2 separate regions of the Homo sapiens genome follow, and region 2 is linked to region 1. A link is a loop called in an ENCODE intact Hi-C map of the cell type or tissue named here. Cell type or tissue: ovary. All regions are shown on one strand. Links, peaks and the distances in the headings refer to the core of each region. The heading gives the core; the rest is flanking DNA.

Evidence for each region. Peaks named below come from ENCODE experiments on the same cell type or tissue, not always from the same donor. Only the 100,000 strongest peaks of a DNase experiment are listed, where the experiment ranks them.
Region 2: it touches region 1 in a loop (5-fold over the local background); 1 of 110 quality-filtered maps calls a loop at or near these places.

The regions. Positions count from the first base shown.
Region 1 is chr9:129,760,140-129,764,522 of GRCh38, reverse strand. No RefSeq gene overlaps it. Among named protein-coding and RNA genes, the nearest start is that of PTGES, 9.3 kb to the right of the region's middle. In ovary, for the core only: no CTCF peak of the experiment used is centred there; DNase peaks (open chromatin) are centred at 1,136, 1,484 and 2,730; H3K27ac peaks cover 2,416 bases.
Region 2 is chr9:129,710,961-129,715,343 of GRCh38, reverse strand. All of the region lies in intron 1 of PRRX2 (paired related homeobox 2), which reads right to left. PRRX2-AS1 (PRRX2 antisense RNA 1) reads left to right here. Exons shown (of 2, transcript NR_132102.1): 2 at 2,083-2,450. Among named protein-coding and RNA genes, the nearest start is that of PRRX2-AS1, 5.6 kb to the left of the region's middle. RefSeq lists an enhancer at 2,107-2,922. In ovary, for the core only: no CTCF peak of the experiment used is centred there; a DNase peak (open chromatin) is centred at 2,531; H3K27ac peaks cover 629 bases.

The DNA.
Region 1 (4,383 bases), core at 305-4,304:
GAGCCAGATTTTGTCTCAGAAAAGAAAAAAAAAATTGCTTGTTGCTTGGCTGGGAGGAAGCACAAAAGGATGCTAGCTGCTGTTTACTGCTCATGTTATTATTCATAATAACATGTTGGTATTTGCTATATCATGAGAGGCCCTACCAAGCTGATTGTGTCTTCAGCTATCTCTGATGTTATGTTTGTGTGGGTTTTGATTAGGACGTGTCTTCCTTACTCGCCCTTTGTCGAGTCGTCCTGAGCTTGGAATCTGGGCCGGCTTCCTGCAGTCACACAGGGCCCTGCACGAAGAAGGAACCCCTAGGCTTGCTTTAATTTTTTCTGTCCCTGTCTTGAAATTCTCTTTTTTTTTTTTTTTTTTTTGAGACGGAGTCTCGCTCTGTCGCCCAGGCTGGAGTGCAGTGGCACGATCTCGGCTCACTGCAAGCTCCGCCTCCCAGGTTCACGCCATTCTCCTGCCTCAGCCTCCCGAGTAGCTGGAACTACGGGTCCCCGCTATCACGCCCGGCTAATTTTTTGTATTTTTTTTTTTTAGTAGAGACGGGGTTTCACCGTGTTAGCCAGGATGGTCTCGACCTCCTGACCTCGTGATCCGCCCGCCTCTGCCTCCCAAAGTGCTGGGATTACAGGCGTGAGCCTTAACAATTTTTGAACAAGGGGCTTTGCATTTTCATTTTGTACTGGACTTTACAAATGATGTGGCCAGACCTGCTTGGAGTCACAATTCTTCCTGTGCTAATAGCAGTGAGGGGGGTCCCAGCAAAGGATGGAGGCTCCCGGCAGTCTGAGCTGAGTCAGCAGCACATGGGATAAGGCCCCTCTAAGAGGGACCTTTACAAACTGCAACGAAGCAGTGGTTACAGGGGCTGGAAAACCTGACATCCAAGGATGAGCTCACGGGGCAGTGGTTGTTTCGCCTGGAAGACAAGATTTTGGGTGAACTGGGTGGTGTCCTCCAATTTCTGAAGGGCAGTGGAGAGGAAAAGGGAGAGAGGGAGTGTGTGTGTGTGTACGTGTGTGTGTTCTCTGTGGCCCTAAAAGGCAGATCCAGCTCACTATAAGGAAAGAATCTTGAAGAATTTTGAACAAGGAAAGTTGTGCAAGAAGGGAACAGCTGGCCTGAACTCAAACCTCAGCTCTCTCAGCTCTGCCTGGGGGTCAAGAGCATGGGCTCTGGCTGGAGCCAACTACATCTCTGTCCAGATCTGTTATTCTTAGGTAAGGTCATTCACTGGCTTGATCCTTTATCTCCCTCTGTAACATGGGCCTGATAATGCTCCACAGTACAGGGTGATGATGCTGGTATAAAATATAAAGCACCTAAAGGGTGTCTGGCCATTAGGAGGTGCCTAACAAATGACACCATTGTTTGCTGTTTTTTTTGTTTTTTTTTTGACAGAGTTTCACTCTTGTTACCCAGGCTGGAGTGCTATGACGAAATCTCGGCTCACTGCAACCTCCGCCTCCCAGGTTCAAGCGATTCTTCCGCCTCAGACTCCCAAGTGGCTGGGATTATAGGCACACGCCACCATGCCCAGCTAATTTTTGTATTTTTAGTAGAGATGGGGTTTCGCCATGTTAGCCAGGCTGGTCTTGAACTCCTGACCTCAGGCGATCCGCCTGCCTCGGCCTCCCAAAGTGCTGGGGTTACAGGCGTGAGCCACCACGCCCAGCCGTTTGCTGTTATTACTGTTACTATAATGAGTTCCTCGTGCCTGGGAAGGTTGCAGTTGAGATGGAACTCAGGAAGTTGCAGAGATGACCCTTGTATCAGAAGTAAAATAAGATGCACACATTTCCTCCTTGACAATTGCAGCATCTGGCATATTTGGATGATTAGCAAAAACCAGTCCGTCAGGCGTGATGACTCACGCCTGTAATCCCAGCACTTTGGGAGGCCAAGGGGGGCGGATCACTTGAGGTCAGGAGTTCAAGACCAGCCTGGCCAACATGGTGAAACCCCGTCCCTACTAAAAATACAAAAAAACAACTAGCCAGGCATGGTGGTGCACACCTGTAATCCCAGCTACTCAGGAGGCTGAGGCAGGAGAATTACTTGAACCTGAGCCAAGATCATGACACTGCACTCCAGCCTGCAGCCTGGGCAACAGAGCAAGACTCAAAAAACAACAACAAAAAAAAAAACAAAAAAAAAAAAACACAAACAAGTCATAAAGTGCTGTCCGAGTGACAAAGGCCCTCAGGGAAAGGGGTGGTGCTTCTTGTGGAATGGAGGTTGTTTTGGGGCTTGGAGGCTACTGAGAAAGTGGGAGTGGTTTGAAAACTCCAGCCAACTTCCCGGTAGCTAATCACTGGCTGAATCCAATCTGAGGAATGTGGAGCTCCCCACAGGGCTCCTAGGAAATGGGTCCCTGATGTGTCTGAGAGCTGCACACAGGAATTGCCCATCTCCTCTGCAGCCCGTGGGAAGCAGCATTTGTGGGCCGTGTGCGTGTGAGCATGAGACTGTATGTGCCTAGTTAATGCATGGGCAGCCAGGCATGGGAGGGTCTCGGCTCCCTCTGACTCCAGAGCCTCTGCTTTGAGCCACACTCAGGGTGACAGCAGCTTCCCTGGAAATGGCAGTGGTTTGTGCTGAGACAAACATTTCTCCTCTTCCTTCTCCCCCATCCGCCTCTCCTGTGAGTGGGGTCCAGTCCCGGAGCTTCAGCCAGGAAATGCTCCTTGTGTGTCCACAGCCCTGCACATCAGCAGTGGGATGAGAGGCCCAGAGTCCAAGGAGCAGCAGATGGGTTCCATCAGGGGCTGCTGGACTGTGGTCAGAACTCAGGCAGTCACAAGTGTGTTTGTCTCTCCAGAGACAGAAGGAGAGGGCGGCATCACAGTCAGCTCCAGGAATTCCCCTGCATTTAACGCACACGTTCAGGCCGTCTGTCTTTCCACAAATATTTACCAAGCACAGCTCTGGGCGCACACCATGCTAGGCACTGTAAATTCAGCCATAAACAAGACAGAAGCTCAGTTTCAGTTTTCTCTTACCATAAAACTAACCATCTTCAAGTGTGCAATTCCATGTCATTGGTACAGTCACAATATTTTGCAACCATCTTTACCATCCATTTCCAGAACATTTTCATCATCCCAGAAGAAAACTTTATACGCATGAAGCAGTCATTCCCATTTCCCCACCCCGCCTACCCGCTGGCAACCACAAATCTGCTTTCTCTCTCTATAGATTTGCCCATTCTGGACATTTTATATGCGTGGAATCATCATAAAACATGTGACTGCACACCTGTTGTCCCAGTTACTCCAGAGGCTGAGGCAGAAGAACCGCTTGAACCCAGGAGGTGGAGGTTGCAGTGAGCCGAGATGGCACCACTGCACTCTAGCCTGGGCAACTCTCCGTCTCAAAAAAAAAAAAAAAACCAAAAAAAAAAAAAGTGACCTTTTATGTCTGGCTTCTCTCCCTTCACATCATGTTTTCCAGGTTCATCCACGTCACAGCATGGGTCAGGATTTCATTTCTTTTTATGGCTGAGTAATATTCCATTGCGTGGATACCCTGTCTTTGCTTTCTTTTCTTTTTTTTTTTTTTTTGAGATGGCGTTTCATTCTTGTCACTCAGGCTGGAGTACAATGGTGTGATCTCGGCTCACTGTAACCTCCACCTCCTGGGTTCAAGTGATTCTCCTGCCTCAGCCTCCCGAGTAGCTGGAATTACAGGCACCCACCACCATGCCCGGCTAATTTTTTTGTATTTTTAGTAGAGATGGGGTTTCACCATGTTGGCCAGGCTGGTTTCGAACTCCTGACCTCGTGATCTGCCCGCCTCAACCTCCCAAAGTGCTGGGATTTCAGGCATGAGCCACTGCTTCCGGCCTGTTTATTTTTATTTATTTATTTATTTTGAGACAGGGTCTCGCTCTTTTACCCGGGCAGTGGCGGGATCACAGCATGGCTCACTGCAGCCTTGAACACCTGGGGTCAAGTGTAGCTGGGACTACAGGTGCGCACCATCATGGCCGGCTAATTTTTTTTTTTTTTTTTTTTGGTAGAGACAGGGTCTCACTGTGTTACCCAGGCTGGTCTCACACTTCTGCAGTCAAGGGACCCTCCCGCCCTGGCCTCCCAAAGTGTTGGAATGACAGGTGTGAGCCACCATGCCCGCCCTCCAGGCTTTTCTGACCACTGGAACTTTCTTATCACTGGAGCAGTCCCGCTTTTCCACATTTGTAAGAGGGGAAGAGCTCACTTTCAGTTTCCTGACTCAGGGAAGCATGAAGTTAGGGAATGGAGGGACCCTGAAATTGCACGTGGAAGGCTGAGTAGTAAAGTCAGCTGTCTCTTGAGAGCTTACCAGGTATCAGGTGCTATGGGCACGAGCCGACAGCCCCACAGCTAGAACAGGGCTGCCTGT
Region 2 (4,383 bases), core at 154-4,153, 49 kb after region 1:
GATTACAGGCACGAGCCACCATGCTTGGCCTTGCTAAATATCTTTCAAGACACAGGACAGGCCCCCACGTCAATGAATTATCTTGTCCAAAATGTCAATGGCACTGAGGTTGAGAAACCCTGGTTTAGAGGGATGACTAGGAGGTTATGTTCAGAAGTTTCCCCCTTTGGGAAATACTTGCAAACATACGGGACCAGGCGGGGGCTGTGGGGGCAGTGGGGAGGGAGCACGTGGTGGCCCTGTGGAGCTGGTCTCATTGCCGGGACCGCTTCACTCTTCACTCCTCAAGCAAAGGCGAGGATGGATGAGAATGTCTGCTGCCTGTGAATGTCTTTCCACCCCCACCACCTCGATGAGGAAGAAACTTTAAACCGAAACAAGAGCCCTTGCGCTGAAAACTGGGTGGTGATCAATAGCCTGAAAGCAGGGATGGAAGTTTCTGGAAAGCCAGTCATTGCAGGGGTCATTTCCACCCCCCTTCAGGCAGTTCCTCTTGGGCACACACCCAACACAGGAGGCATTTCAGCCAAAAAAGGAGACATTTTCGGGAAGTTTCTGAGCAATTCAAACCTGGGGGTGTTTAAATGAAAACCATTTTGCAGCCTTCGCCTTGCCGAGTAAGCGCCCGAAGAAACAGCTCCACTTTCATGCCAGTTAAGCTGTGTGGCGACATGGAGCCAAAATCCTCATGCAGAGGCATTTACCCCCACCCCAGCCAGCCCCAGACCGCCCCCAACACTGGCTGGCGTCCTCACTGCTTCCCAAGTCAGCTCTGCCCAGGGTCGTGCCAAGGCAGCTGTGATGGGATGCGCTCAGCCAGAGCCGGTTGGGACAGGAGTGGTGCCAAGTGCTCCACGTGTGGCCACCCACCGTCCCCTGCATCCACCCTAGGAGGCACTGTGCCATTTTATTTTATTTTATTACTTTTTTTTTTTTTTTTTGAGACAGAGTATCGCTCTGTCCCCCAGGCTGGAGTGCAGTGGTGCGATCTCGGCTCACTGCAACCTCTGCCTCCTGGGTTCAAGCGATTCTGCTACCTCAGCCTCCAGAGCAGCTGGGATTATAGGCTGGAGTACAGTGGCACGATCTCGGCTCACTGCAACCTCCGGCTCCTGGGTTCAAGCGATTCTCCTACCTCAGCCTCTCGAGTAGCTGGGATTACAGGCGTCCGCCACATGCCTGGCTAATTTTTTTTGTATTTTTAGTAGAGATGAGGTTTCACCATGTTGGCCAGGCTGGTCTCGAACTCCTGACCTCAGGTGATCCACCTGCCTTGGCCTCCCAAAATGCTGGGATTACAGGCGTGAGCTACCAATGGAATCATTTTACACACACGGAAACTGAAGCTGTGAGAGTGTCTTGCCCAACGTCGTACATCTGGGATTGAAATCGATGTCTGTTGGCCAGGTGCAGTGGCTCATGCCTATAATCCCAGCACTTTGGGAGGTCGAGGCAGGCGGAACACCTGAGGTCAGGAGATCAAGACTAGCCTGGCCAACATGGTGAAACCCCATCTCTACTAAAAATAAATAAATAAATAAATAAATTAGCCAGGCATGGTGGCGGGCACCTGTAATTCCAGCTACTCAGGAGGCCGAGGCAGGAGAATCACTTGAACCCGGCAGGCGGAGGTTGCAGTGAGCTGAGATCACGCCATTGCACTCCAGTCTGGGCAACAAGAGTGAAATTCCGTCTAAAAAAAAAAAAGAAAGAAAAAAAAGGAAGAAATCGATGTCTGCTGGGAGGCCTGGCCAAGCCAAGGCTGCGAACCCCTCTTCACGGGGCCTCCTCCCTCTTCTACCTCGCTCCCAGGCTCAGCAGCGTAGGGGGCCTGTCACACGCTCAGTCCCAGCTCTCTGATCCCATGGGTGGGCGGGGTCAGGAGATGCCATGGTGGGAGGCCTCCAGCCTCACGTCACCTCTTCGTCCTAAAGGAAGCCCTCACCCCTGGGAGGGTGTGGGATAGCACCTTGCTGAAGGACACACCAAGCTGCTGTGAGGAGTTGAGTGTAGCTCAGTGCCAAGGACATAGTAATTGCTCAATAAATGTTCACTCCCCTTAACATGATTGCTTTTGTGCAGCCAGCTCTGTATGAGAAGACAAGGACCTTTCTCCATGATCCTTTCGTCCCTGTAGCCCAGCCTACAGCAGAAAGATGGGGCTGCACCCCTGCCGTGGGCTGAGGCTGGGAAGGAACGCGGACGGGGAGGAGGACCCAGGCAGCACCTCCCCGCGGACCAGAACTCGAACCCACAGCTCTGGACTTAGCCGGGGGCTCTGGCGCTCGCCTCCGCCTCCGAGCGGATGTGCCGGATATTTGTTGCCCTAAGTTCCTGAATCACCTCCTGAGAAATGCATTGTGGTGGGCGTGTGTGTTCCTCTGGGGACTCCGTGCTTGGGCTTAAAGCATTTAGGAAATCAATAAAATAAATACTCTCTAAGCCTCAGGCCACTGGCGTCAGGTCCCTGCCTTTTCACGGGGGCCCTCTCCTCCGGTCAGCAAACCCTGCGTCTGCACTCTCCAAGGAGGGCCGTGCCCAGAGTCTCTTTTTGTTCAGGAAAAGTTCTGCTTTTCCCTGAGACTGAAACAAAGCATGAAACCGCCTCCCTTTGACCAGGCTGTTTAGCTGCTTTTGTAGGGGGCCTGGATCCCAGAGGAGAGAAACGAGCTCAGATGGGGGAGGCCTGTCTCGCGCTGTCTCCTCCTTAAAACCAAAACGACATCGTCCCCGATTACATTACAGTGAAAAAATGACTGGTGCACGGTTTTCTGCCATTAAATTATTTCACACGTACCATTTAGTTGGCTGACTGGGGGCCAAAGGCATTTAAAAACTCTGCTCTCAGCCAAATGATCAAGTGTTCCCACCGCCCTCCCCTGTGCCTATGGTTTTTCTTATTCCGTGTAATTTAAGGGTCTAAATAGTCTGGAGGGAATTAACTGCAGATTCTTCCTAAGACAAATAAACTCAGCCTCTTCGTTCCTGCCTTTCTCAAGCTGTTGAGAGACACACTCTATTTGTTTTTGCTTCAAATAGTCAGTTTGCGCCTGACCCCCGGGCTGAGGTGAGCTCCAACCCAAATAAATAACTTTTATTAATTAGCATTTATTCTGAGCAAATAAGCAGCCCTCCTCACCACCCCCAACGTGATCTCTGCCAACAGGATCGCAAAAACAAACAACGGGTCCTTGGGACCTCGATGTGGATTTAACAAATTAACACTGGGCCTTCTCAGAGGAGCCTCGGAGCTGGAGAAATATTTACAGCCTGGAACGTCTTAGGCAAGAAGTGGAGGTGGGGTAGGGTGGAGAGGCCGTGGAGGCTTCGGTTTCCCCCTGAGATTTCTTGGTAGAGATTTGGGTTCCTTTGAAGGGCCCCTGGGAGAAGGGCTCAGACAGGAACTCTGAAACCACATCCTTAGCCACTGCCTGGCATCATCAGCAAGGACACAAGTGGCCCTGAGGGAGGCTTGAGGGAGGATTCTCACCTCCCCCAGTAAGGAATGGAAGGCAGTACCGCCTACTGGTTAAGGAGGTGGCCGGTCCGGGTCTGGCTCTCAGGCCGGTCCGCCTCACTAGCAGAGTGCCGTGGGTGAACCTTTAACCGCTCCCAGCCTCAAGAATCTCACCTGAGGCCGGGCGCCGTGGCTCATGCCTGTAATCCCAGCACTTTGGGAGGCCGAGGCGAGTGGAATGCCTGAGGTCAGGAGTTTGAGACCAGCCCGGCCAACATGGTGAAACCCCGGTCTCTACTAAAAGTACAAAAAAATTAACTGGGTGTGGTGGTGTGCACCTATAATCCCAGCTACTTGGGAGGCTGGGGCATGAGAATTGCTTAAACCCGGGAGGTGGAGGTTGCAGTGAGCCGAGATCATGTCACTGCACTCCAGCCTGGGCAACGAAGCAAGACTCTGTCTCAAAAAAAAAAAAAAAAAAAAAAAAGAGAATCTCACCTGAAAAATGGGAATAACAGGATCTACCTCATTTAACCCTCATAACAACCCAACACGGCTGGCTCCTAGTTCCATTTTACGTAGGAGGAAACTGAGGAACAGAGAGTTAAATGACATACTGATGCCACATGACCAGGAAAGACCAGAGCTGGGATTGGAACTCAGAGAGCAGCACACAGTCCGGGGTCTTAGCCACTTCCCCACACTGCTGCCTGAGTCACCTCGGCATGGGAAGCCAGCCCCAAGATCCTCGTGGTGCTGGGATTCTGGGGGTCTCCCTGGTGGCTTAACAGTGTATGGATCAACAAAAAGGAGGGAGGCTGAAGGCAACAGAAACATTCTTGGGGCTGCAGCATGTGGCTTCAGGCACACAGGCAGCAGGGCAGCGAGGATTAAGGATGTGTGCAGGCCCAGCCCCAAGCCCTGTG